Regions from separate parts of the Mus musculus genome. Here region 1 is linked to region 2. A link is a loop called in an ENCODE intact Hi-C map of the cell type or tissue named here. Cell type or tissue: left cerebral cortex. All regions are shown on one strand. Links, peaks and the distances in the headings refer to the core of each region. The heading gives the core; the rest is flanking DNA. Region 1 overlaps Grip1 (glutamate receptor interacting protein 1). Region 2 holds the start of Gm51815 (a long non-coding RNA gene).

Evidence for each region. Hi-C counts contacts between places; a loop is a spot of excess contacts. Peaks named below come from ENCODE experiments on the same cell type or tissue, not always from the same donor. Only the 100,000 strongest peaks of a DNase experiment are listed, where the experiment ranks them.
Region 1: it touches region 2 in a loop (4-fold over the local background); 2 of 42 quality-filtered maps call a loop at or near these places.

Annotation. Positions count from the first base shown.
Region 1 is chr10:120,036,044-120,041,424 of GRCm38, forward strand. It overlaps Grip1 (glutamate receptor interacting protein 1), which reads left to right. Exons shown (of 23, transcript NM_001277292.1): 17 at 2,248-2,387; 18 at 2,556-2,750. Among named protein-coding and RNA genes, the nearest start is that of Helb, 74 kb to the right of the region's middle. In left cerebral cortex, for the core only: no CTCF peak of the experiment used is centred there; a DNase peak (open chromatin) is centred at 2,380.
Region 2 is chr10:119,815,384-119,820,764 of GRCm38, forward strand. The region is part of intron 1 of Grip1 (glutamate receptor interacting protein 1); the gene reads left to right. It overlaps Gm51815 (a long non-coding RNA gene), which reads right to left and starts at 4,422. Exons shown (of 3, transcript XR_003949037.1): 1 at 4,247-4,422; 2 at 717-3,258. In left cerebral cortex, for the core only: a CTCF peak has its summit at 1,190; DNase peaks (open chromatin) are centred at 3,125, 4,018 and 4,558; H3K4me3 peaks cover 1,299 bases; H3K27ac peaks cover 1,091 bases.

The DNA of each region.
Region 1 (5,381 bases), core at 111-5,110, 220 kb after region 2:
CAGCCCCCCCCCTTTTTTATTCCTGAGACATGTTGCTTGGGCACACAACAGACTCTCTAACTAGATCTATTTTCCAGTGACTTAGCTCGAGAATGCTCAGGCATGTCATTGAGGCTGACACTTGGTGACAGTAGTTGCAAGATAGAGATGTGGCACAGCAACATTTTTTTTTTCAGAACTGCAAGGTACCTGGCTTAGAAATCAGTTCACTTGACAGCTCTGTCTGTCAGACGAGGGGGCTGAGGCGGCTCAGCCAGGGCCACTCTGCTAGAATCTAATATTCTGATTTTAGCTGAGACACCTAGGACAGGGTCTCTTCGGGCATCCTCCTGTCCTAGTTATCACTGCGAGACAACAAAGGAGTCTGCAAAGTGGTTCATTACGGCTGGATCTTACAAGCTCCATCATTCGTGAACTCTAGTACTCTTTATGGCAGAAGAGATCTTTTTCAGAGAAAATTTCTGTAATTCTAAATGCATTGGTAGATACGTTAAGCCTCCCTTCCTTACCAGTGTACACTGTAGCACCTCTGCCAGCTAGATATTTCTGTCCAACACAGCTGCCACAGCCCTAGAACAAGCTCTGTCCCTAACAACCCCATAAACAGAGTTAATTCCTTCAAGATCTGAATTTAAGGTGATCCGGTTCGGCCAAGGCTTGACCTTCTTGCTTCAGCTCAGCATCTTTGTCTTGGGATGAAGAGCTCAGCCATTGTCTTGCCCATCATCCGTAGCACCCCGTCCTTTCCAATGCTCCCCAACAGTGGCAGAGAAAGTCAACATCAGCACTGAATATCCCAGTGTAGTCATTCAGATTGGATGAGGATATAAAGGCTGCGAAGGTTAAAGATGCTGTTTATCAGGGTATTAATCGGTCAATGCATGCCGTGTTTAAGGCTAGGGAGATCGATCCATTGGTAAAGTGCCTGTCTGTCGCACAAGCATAAAGACCTGAGCACATCCCAGGCACCACATAAAAATCAGGTGCATAAGGGAACACCTGCCACCACAGTGCTGGGCACTCGGACAAGAGGACCCTCCAAGAGCTCAGTGGCCAGCGGCTTAGCCAAAAAAAAATGGGCTCCAGATTCAATGATAAACCATGCCTTCAAAAGTAATCAATAGGTAAAGAGGTAGGTAGGTCAATGAAAAGATGAAAAGATAAATATATAGATTAGGTCGATAGATGATAGATAGATAGATAGATAGATAGATAGATAGATAGATAGATAGATAGATAGATAGATTGATAGATTGATAGATAGATTGATTGATTAGAGATATGATAGACAGACAGACAGACTGACTGACTGACAGATATGGTAGAGGATGATTGAGAGAGACCCAGTGTTGACTTCTGATATCAACAGGCCCTACACACATGTATATGCATAGACACATATATATTTAGACACCACATACACAAAATTCATAGACGGAGTGACATGCTTTCTTTACCCACACGTCAGTCCATGTCTTACATGTGTGCCCATCTCATCCTCGGGGCTACCCTGTGCGATGGTTACCCCCATCCTATGAGTGAGGAACTGATATCCAGAGAGGTTGAAATAAGGGAGCCATGTCACACAGCTGACCTGGTGGCTGACAGAGATGGTCTTAAACTTAGCACCAAATAACCCTTCTGTCCAGCCTTTTTCAAATCTTAGAGCCAGGCCAGGGCTACTGCTGTGCCTGTCTAGTCTATGTCTCAACCTCTTGAATCTGTCTTATGGCGAACTGAGCGCCATTTTTGTATTGGACATTTTCCATCTGTGGATTCAAGAAGGTTGCCTGCTATACATGGCCATGTTTTTTGTTTGACCGAGTTCATTTCCTGGGGACCTGTAAGGCATTTGACCAATGACTCAGCTCTCTTGGAGTTTAATATAGATACACACATACACACACACACACACACACATATATATATCCTGGTTCACTCTCAAAACTAATTAAAATGCTTTTTCTAATTTTATTGGAAACTAAAAAGTTATTCACCATAGATGCAGGTTACAACATTTGCCAACAGAAATCTAGAAGTGGATTTTAGAAACCTACCAAGCCTGTTATTATTAATATGGAGATATATTGATAGACTTACCCTAAGAAGCCTGCAGGGATTGTATCTACCTCCCCTCCCCTGTCTGGTGTGTCTACCTCCCCTCCCCTCCCCTGTCTGGTGTGTCTACCTCCCCTCCCCTCCCCTGTCTGGTGTGTCTACCTCCTCTGCCACTGTCTGGTATTCCAGGACTGGAGCGATCCACATCGGAGATAGAATCCTAGCCATCAATAGCAGCAGCTTGAAGGGGAAGCCTCTGAGTGAAGCCATCCACTTGCTCCAGATGGCAGGAGAGACTGTCACCCTGAAAATTAAGAAACAGACAGATGGTGAGTGGGGCGAGAGTCCCAATTAAGGGTTTCCAGCATGTTTCCTCCCCTAAAAGAGTGTGCAGTGTCCGTGTGCATTTCTAGGGAAGTGGCTCTTGAGCTGCTGTATCCGAGAATCTTTTCTTGTGAATTTACACTGATGTGTGCCCTGTTTCCCTGTCTGTAAAGCCCAATCTGCATCAAGTCCCAAGAAGTTCCCCATCCCTGGCCACTCGGGGGACCTAGGAGATGGTGAGGAGGACCCCTCCCCAATACAGAAACCTGGCAAGCTCTCCGATGCGTACCCCTCCACGGTGCCCAGCGTGGACAGTGCTGTGGACTCCTGGGATGGGTCTGGAATAGATGCCAGCTATGGGAGTCAAGGTATGGAAGAGTCTGTTCTGTGTGCAGAATGTCTTTTCGTAACCCGTGCTGACTCAATGTGTCTACCGTGAACAACCTGAGCCTTCCCACCTTGCCACCCTAGACTTCCCTCCTTCTTGTAAGCCGTGGGCATTTATCATACACTGATAGGATGCTGATGGCCATGTGTTCAATGCAGAACGCTTAGGGAGATATGAAACAGACTGTACAGCAAAGCAGTTTCATAGAGACTGTAGTGTTGGATTTCTTAGCAAGCATTCCACAAAGATGGGCAGGAGGTTGTCTGAAGCTGTTAACAAGAGAGTCACCAATGACTAGTATGATGCCCCATTGATTCTTGGCCATGCCTGGCTTGAATAGAAACTGAAGTTTACCTTAGTACTCATTGTTAGGGAGTTATAGTTGTATGACATGTGAAGGTGTATCATAGATGTGTCTTCCCAGACATGGTGTTTAGAGAGCAGGTTTGAGTGAGGGTTATTTAGTAACTTAGTGTCTTAGTTAGGGTTTTACTGCTGTGAACAGACACCATGACCAAGGCAAGTCTTATAAGGACAACATTTAATTGGGGCTGGCTTACAGGTTCAGAGGTTCAGTCCATTATCATCAAGGCAGGAACATGGCAGCATCCAGGCAGGCATGGCTCAGGAGGAGCTGTGAGTTCTACATCTTCATCTGAAGGCTGCTAGTGGAAGACTGACTTCCAGGTAGCTAGGATGAGGGTCTTAAGCCCACGCCCACAGTGACACAACCACACCTATTCCAACAAGGCCATACCTACTCCAACAAGGCCATACCTACTTATAGTGCCACTCCCTGGGCCAAGCATATACAAACCATCACATTTAGTTAACCACCCATTAGGAGAGTGCACCTTTAGCTGTCTCTCATCCTGGCTTTCATATTTCTTTTTGCTCACCCTGCCTCTGCTGTGTCATGCTCTGGTAAGTTCTAGATAGGTAGGGAAAAAGAAATCAAAAGGACATACCAACTTCTCAAGCTATTACAGAGTCATAATGTTGGAATTTGACAGAGGAAATATGTTGAAGGTCTCAAGTGAAGCTAAAGATTGATTACATTGGATGTGCTTGTTGGGTATTGGGTGTGTGCACAGAGATGCAGGAGACCAGAGGTGTCAGATCTCCAGGAGCTGGAGTAGCAGGCAGCTGTGAGGCACCTGATGAGATACTGGGAACCAAACCTAGCTCCTCTACTGAGCCAGCTCTCCAGTGCCCCTCCCCCAACACACACACATATAATTCAACCCTTCATTATCTGGCAAGTCTTCCAAGTTGTAATATCATGTGACAAGTTAGCCACGCCACCCGGTGTCACATTTTCATTGCCTGAAAATTACTGGGCATAAGGGATGTCAGATGAAGGAACCTACTCAAAATTCATCCAAGTAATTTATTAATGTGTGTTTATTTATTAACAGATCACATAATATTATAATATAATGTTATTTATTAATATAAATTATATAATAATATTTATTAATGCATGTGTTGACTTATTTATTTTTAACTAGTGGGGAAACATTTTTACATAAATTGTTGTGAGAAAACGATTGATATTGATGAGTTCCGCCCCATAAGCTGATAAGAACTGAGCTATTCCAGCCTTTTGCACCATAAGACTGGGACTATGATTGGTACATGAAATATATGGTTTGACCTTTCTTAGTAAAAACTAAAAAAAATGCTTATGAAGCATTTCAAAAACTTGAATAACAGTTATAATGCTAACTTTAACATTGATATATTAAAGTCTTTATAGGCCTGAAGAAACTAAGATAGTTAGAGATCATACAGAGACAAAGTTTGGAGCAGAAATGGAAGGAAAGGCCATCTAGTGACTGTCCCACCTGGGGATCCATCCCATATACAGTTCCCATACCCAGACACTATTGTAGATGCCAACAAGTGCTTGCTGACAGGAGCCTGATGTAGCTGTCTCCTGAGAGGCTCTGCCAGTGTGTGACTAATGCAGAAGTGGTTTCTCACAGCCATCCATTGGACTGAGCAAAGGGTCCCCAATGAAAGAGCTAGAGAAAGTACCCAAGGAGCTGACGGGGTTTGCAGCCCCATAGGAGGAACAACAATATGAACTAACCAGTAACCCTAGAGCTCCCAGGGATTAAACCACCAACCAAAGAACACACATGGAGGGACTCAAGGCTCCAGCCGCATATGTAGCAGAGAATGGCTTTGTGGGATATCAATGAGAGGAGAGGCCCTTGCTCCTATGGAGGCTCAATGCCACAGTGTAGGGGAATGCCAGGGCCAAGAAATGGGAGTGGGTCAGTTAGTGAGCAGGGGGGGAGGGGGATTGAATGGGGGGGGGTTGGGGAAGGGAAATGAGGAAAGGGGTTAAAATTCGAAGTGTAAATAAAATTCCTAATAAAAAGTAGTTTGAGCTGGGCATGGTGGCACACACCTTTAATCCCAGCACTTGGGAGGCAGATGAAGGCGGATTTCTGATTTTGAGGCCAACCTGATCTACAGAGTGAGTTCCAGGACAGCCAGGGCTATACAGAGAAACCCTGTCTCGAAGAAAAGAAAAAAAAAGTAGTTTGAAGATACAGTAATGCCTTATATGAGTAGACAGCTTAGTGAATTTACTAAACAT
Region 2 (5,381 bases), core at 195-5,194:
TTTCCATCCACTGCTGGATGAGGCGTCTCAGGGTTCCTCACCTTTTCTGTCAGTGTAGAGGAACTAGTAAGAAAGGCACAACAGAAAGACTACCGGGGCTGGGGAATGTCACTTGAGAAAAGCTTGCTTGCCTATCATAAGCAAACTCTAGACGCCATCTGTGGGGAGCTACGAAGGCAGGGGTGAAAAGAGATGGTCCTTCTTGATCTTACACATGCACCAGCTGAGTCATCTTCCTGACAACCAATCTGTATCTGATCAAAAACCTGAACTGAGCCTCCCCAATGATTCTGTGTAAATGGAATACCGCCCCCCCCCCATGATATGTTAAATTCCGTGTAAATGTAATACCCTTGCATTAGGCCTTAAGGAAGCTTACGTTTAGAGAAACCCTGAAACAAGTTATAATTTCAAGGGATTAATCGACTCCAAATCCAGCAAGGCCATGTTTTTAGGTATTGGGGCTTTGGGGTTTTGTCTGTTCCTTTGTGATTTTAAAGGAACTGACCCTTAGACTGCTGTCCCGATTGTTCTACGCCGTCACCGGACACACATTTGCTACTGTTTTGACTGCTTTGTAATTTTTTTAGTCACTACTTGGTGCCCTTCAGTGAGCTGAGCGTGCTGTGATAGCCAAGCTACCTCTATGGTTGAGCCACTCCAGGTGGCAGGGAGTGCTAACAGGACCCAAGGATGGATGGTTATATTAAACTTACATGCAAGAAATGTGGGCCACTCTGTCCAGAGGGCTCCTGACAGGAAGCTGTGGATGATGTCCACCAGATGCCTTGGGCATGTGAGACCTTTGGACCACAAGTCAGCGAGCTGTGAGATGGGGGCAGGGCGGGCAGGGTGCATCTCAGGAAGGCTTTCTGCTGACATCGAAGTTTCATATCCGAGGCTCAGTTTGTGTCAGGCAGAAAGGACACAGTGTCTAACTTAGGTAGATCTTCTGGCCTAGGAATTGTTCCCAAGGAAATTACCTGGGTACTAGAGGACCCAGGGTGAGGAGGTAGGACCACAGGGGAGATTTCCTCACATCCAGGAAAGGCCTTTCACAAGGGGCTCCTTTCTGGAGGAGAACCCAAGGGGGCTGTCACAAAATCCAAAGAGAAAAGATCAGCCCTCAGTGTGGGCTCTCGGGAGCCTTTGAGTCCTGCAGGATGTGCCCTGTCTCCTGCTGGGGACACAGGAGTGCTGCAGGATGTGCCGTGTCTCCTGCTGGGGACACAGAATGTTTTCTTAGTTCTGAAGCTTTCTTGGGACCACAAAACAGGGCTTAAAAACAAAACAAACAAACAAAAAACCCCAAAAACTGGGTATGCTAGTGAAAGTAGGAGTATTTGATGATCTTGGCTTTAAAGAAGGAGCAGGTTAGATTTGAGGCTGCACGGTAGCAGAGAGGCGAGAGATTCCTGTAAAGTGTTGAGGTTTAACGGAATAGACATTAACAAAAGGGACCAGAGTAGCAATGCTCCCCAGTAGTGCTCCCCCAGTAAGGTGGTATTAATACTATTTGACAGCTGCATATTCTGAGGGCCTGGATTTTAGAAAAGGCGTTAGATTCAGGAAAGGATCGTGAAATGACATAGCTATAAATATTCACTTCACATCAAGTAATAATCCAAGCCTCTGGCAACTAGGTTTATTTCTATTTAGAAGAAAAAAATAACCAGGGAGGCTAGAGATGGCCTAAAAGGAACAAAAGTGATGATGGATATCATTCTTTTAAAAATGATGGTATTGGAGCAATTTAAAACGTAGGACTCTCATAATCCATTTAATACTATCAATCCCATTGATTAAAGATGGCTGGTGGCTCCAGGTAGACCATCCTTGATAAATTCTGTTCTTTTCAAAAGTCTTTCATGCAAATGTCCATAATGGTCAGCTGTGTTTTGCACATAGGTTATTTTTCTGTTGGACTCCAAAGAGCAAACATCTTCGTTCCCTGCTGATGAATGGAAATTGCTTAAGATGATATGAGATTTATGAATGAAGAGAAGATGCTACGGCTGGGCTTGAAAATAGTACGAGTTATTTTAGAGTCCAGCTTGAAAAACCTTTCACAGTTTTAAACTATGTGTGTGTGCACATATGTGTGAGTGTGTGTATGTGAGAGAGAGAGAGAGCGTGTTTTGTGTGTGTGTGTGTGTGTGTGTGTGTGTGAGTGTAGTATGTATATGGTGTGTATGTGTAGTAATGTGTATAAGAGTATGTAGGTGTGTTGTGTATGTGGTGTGTGTGTGTATTCTGTATGTGTGTGTGTGTGTGCATAGGTGTGTGTATGTGTGTATGAGAGAGAATTTGTATGGTGTGTGAGTATGTGTAGTGTGTGTGAGTGTATGTGGTGTATGAGTGTTTATGTATTGTGTGTGTGCGTGTATGTGTGTGATTGTGTGTGGTGTGTGAGTGTGTGTAGTGGGTAAGAGTGGGTGAGTGTGAGTATGTGGTATGTGAGTGTGTATTGTATATGTTTGAGTGTGTGTGTATTGTATGTGTGTGTGTACACGTGTGAGTCAGATGACAACTCTTTTTTTTTTTTTTTTTTTTTTTTTTTTTGGTTTTTTGAGACAGGGTTTCTCTGTATAGCCCTGGCTGTCCTGGAAGTCACTCTGTAGACCAGGCTGGCCTCGAACTCATAAATCCACCTGCCTCTGCCTCCTGAGTGCTGGGATTAAAGGCGTGCGCCACCACACCCGGCCAGATGACAACTCTTAAGGTGAGCTTCTTTTCTTTCTACCATGTTGACCCTGAGGAAGGATCTCAGATTGCCAGGTCTCACACATTCACTCACTGGCCTTTAAAAGACTTATTTTGGGGGAAAAAATCAATCAGAAGTGGTGGAGAATAACATCAGATGACCAATTCATACCCAGGAAATGTTAAGGCAGCAGCTTAAACACTATGGTGTCTGTCCTTCTGTCCTCCGGAGTGAGCGACTGACTTCGGCTGTCTGGCCACCCACCTACGTCTCCCCACCGCACGTCCATGTTAGCTCCCACGAGAGATGTCTCACTTGTGATGGAGATTCCACAGCAGATGTCAGGTTCTGGTGACTGTGCCCTGACCGGGCTGGTGCTGGCAGATGAAGATATGGGCTCCGCCTCTTGTCAGTTTGTGAATGGGGCTGGGAAGGGCTTGTTAATTTCCTCCTCCTCCTCCTCCTCCTCCGAGGAGCAGAACCCAGGCCATGTTCTGCTGTGGTGGAGCAAGGCACTTCAGATTTGCATGTGGAGAGAATGGCTTAGGAGAGGGCTGTGTGGGAAAACAGTATAATAAGGCTCATTGAAAATAGAAATACTTGGCTGTGCTCGCTTTTATTCCTGGTATCTTTAGAAACAGTCTTGACTACACTGCTCTCTAGCCAAGGCAGGTTTTTTTCTTTTTTTTTTTTTTTTTTTTTCTTGAGTGGTTAAAGGGCTTGGAACTCCATCTGCTCTACTGACCAAACTCTCCCAAGCCCCTTCTCTCTCCTTCCCTCCGTCTTTCTTGCATCCCATTCACAAACCAGCCCTGCCTTGACCCTTAGAGATTTGAAAAGTGCCAAACAGACCTTTCCAGGTAGATCAAAGGTCTGCCTCTAATCCCTAGCCAAAACTACAGTCCCTCGGCACAGGGAGCCCTGCGTGGAAGCCACCGTTGAAAGAATATAGTAGATGATACACACATCTCTTTGTAAAGTCAGAGTGCAGGCATCTCTCGCCTTTCCTGTGACATGAGACCCATAGCTGAGAAGCAAGGGGTGGAGGGACCCGCACTGGCTAGAATGCACAGCTTTACCCTGAAACAGCATACATTGCACAGTGCTTAGTGTGAGATTTATGGAATGGCTCCTCTCGCAGCCTTGTCCCCGCTTCCTCCTAGTTCTCCTATCTGCTGCTTTGTTGCTACGAAACAGCCTTATTTTATAAGCCATTGTGATGGAGCAGGGGAGGAGGCTGTGACGGGCAGCAGTGGTGGTGTTGGTGGTGGTGGTGGTGGTGGTGGCGGTGATAGTGAACTGAAAGGCACAGCTCTGCCAGATGACATGTAGCGGACCTCTGCATCAGCCAAGAGGAATTAAGCTTTGTCACTCCCCACTGGGACTACCTTTCTCCTGGTATGTGCGCAAGGAATTCACATGCTGCCGCTCGCCGCTGCAGCCACCAGAGCAGAGCCCCTGTGTACACTTTGCCAGAGAGCAGAGAGCAAGAATGATAGCTGTCTCTTTTAAATGCCGCTGTCAAATTCTAAGGCGACTTACCAAAGGTACGGTACTTTTCCTCCTCCTTCACCGTGCGCCTGCCTCCGCAGCCCAGAACCACAGCCGAATGGCTGTTACTTTCAAATATGACTGCCTTTTACAGTTTATTGTCGGGCAACAAAGAACTCAGAGAAATATGTACAGATTTCTGTGTATAGGTGGATTCCCCAGGTCTGTGCTGGTTTATCCTGGCTGGGTTCATGCTGAAATTGGGGGTGGAGGGGGGAGCTTGTGTGATTTTTTTTTTTTTTAAATGACTTCATTCCTTGCTGAAAAGCAGATGTGTCTGGGTCTGGTGCTGAAGTTATTACGGGAAACCGTCATTTTGCATGCTGATTATCTGGTCAAGAGGAGTCAAGTGAGCATGACTGTCCTTTCTGTGGAACACATACTAAATGCAGCTGGCAGCTTCTGGACCCGCACAGCTGCTCAGTCCACAGAATAATTGTTTATTAATTCCTCAAATCTCATGAGCCTTTTACCAGGACAGTTTTAAAATTACTAGCTCGTTCGTTCTCTCTCTCTCTCTCTCTCTCTCTCATATTCCCCCCAACCCTGTGTGTGTGTGTGTGTGTGTGTGTGTGTGTGTGTGTGTGTGTTAGAAATACATGTCCAAATACATTAGAAAATTCAAAATTATTTGGTCCTCTGTGATATTTGAAGAAGTTTATTTGAAAGTAAAAATACAATCATGGCCTCATGCCTTCACTTCAAGATTTACTGGCTTGAAATCATCTCTCTTAGAAGTCTAAAACACTAATGAAATCTGTATGACACTTCAAACGTGCTTTTTTTTTTTTTAAGTCAGCCTAGTTGTTCCATCTGGTTTGCTTGTATATATATATATATATATATATATATATATATATATATATATATATATATATATATATATATATTCTATTTCAAAGTTAGTGAATGGCTCCTTTTACTGATCCAGCCTTCTAAACATGCAGAGGGGCGAGTTTCCCTGGCCTGTTTCCCTTGGATACATCTTTAGAGAAACATGTACGACTGAAGAAGAAACTTTGGTCTGCGGAGAAAGAGGTGGCTGGAAATGCCTTTCATTTTCAGCCTGTAATCAAGTACTGCCGAGTAATTAATGGGTGTAATTATGTTCCAGAAGCCCTGAACC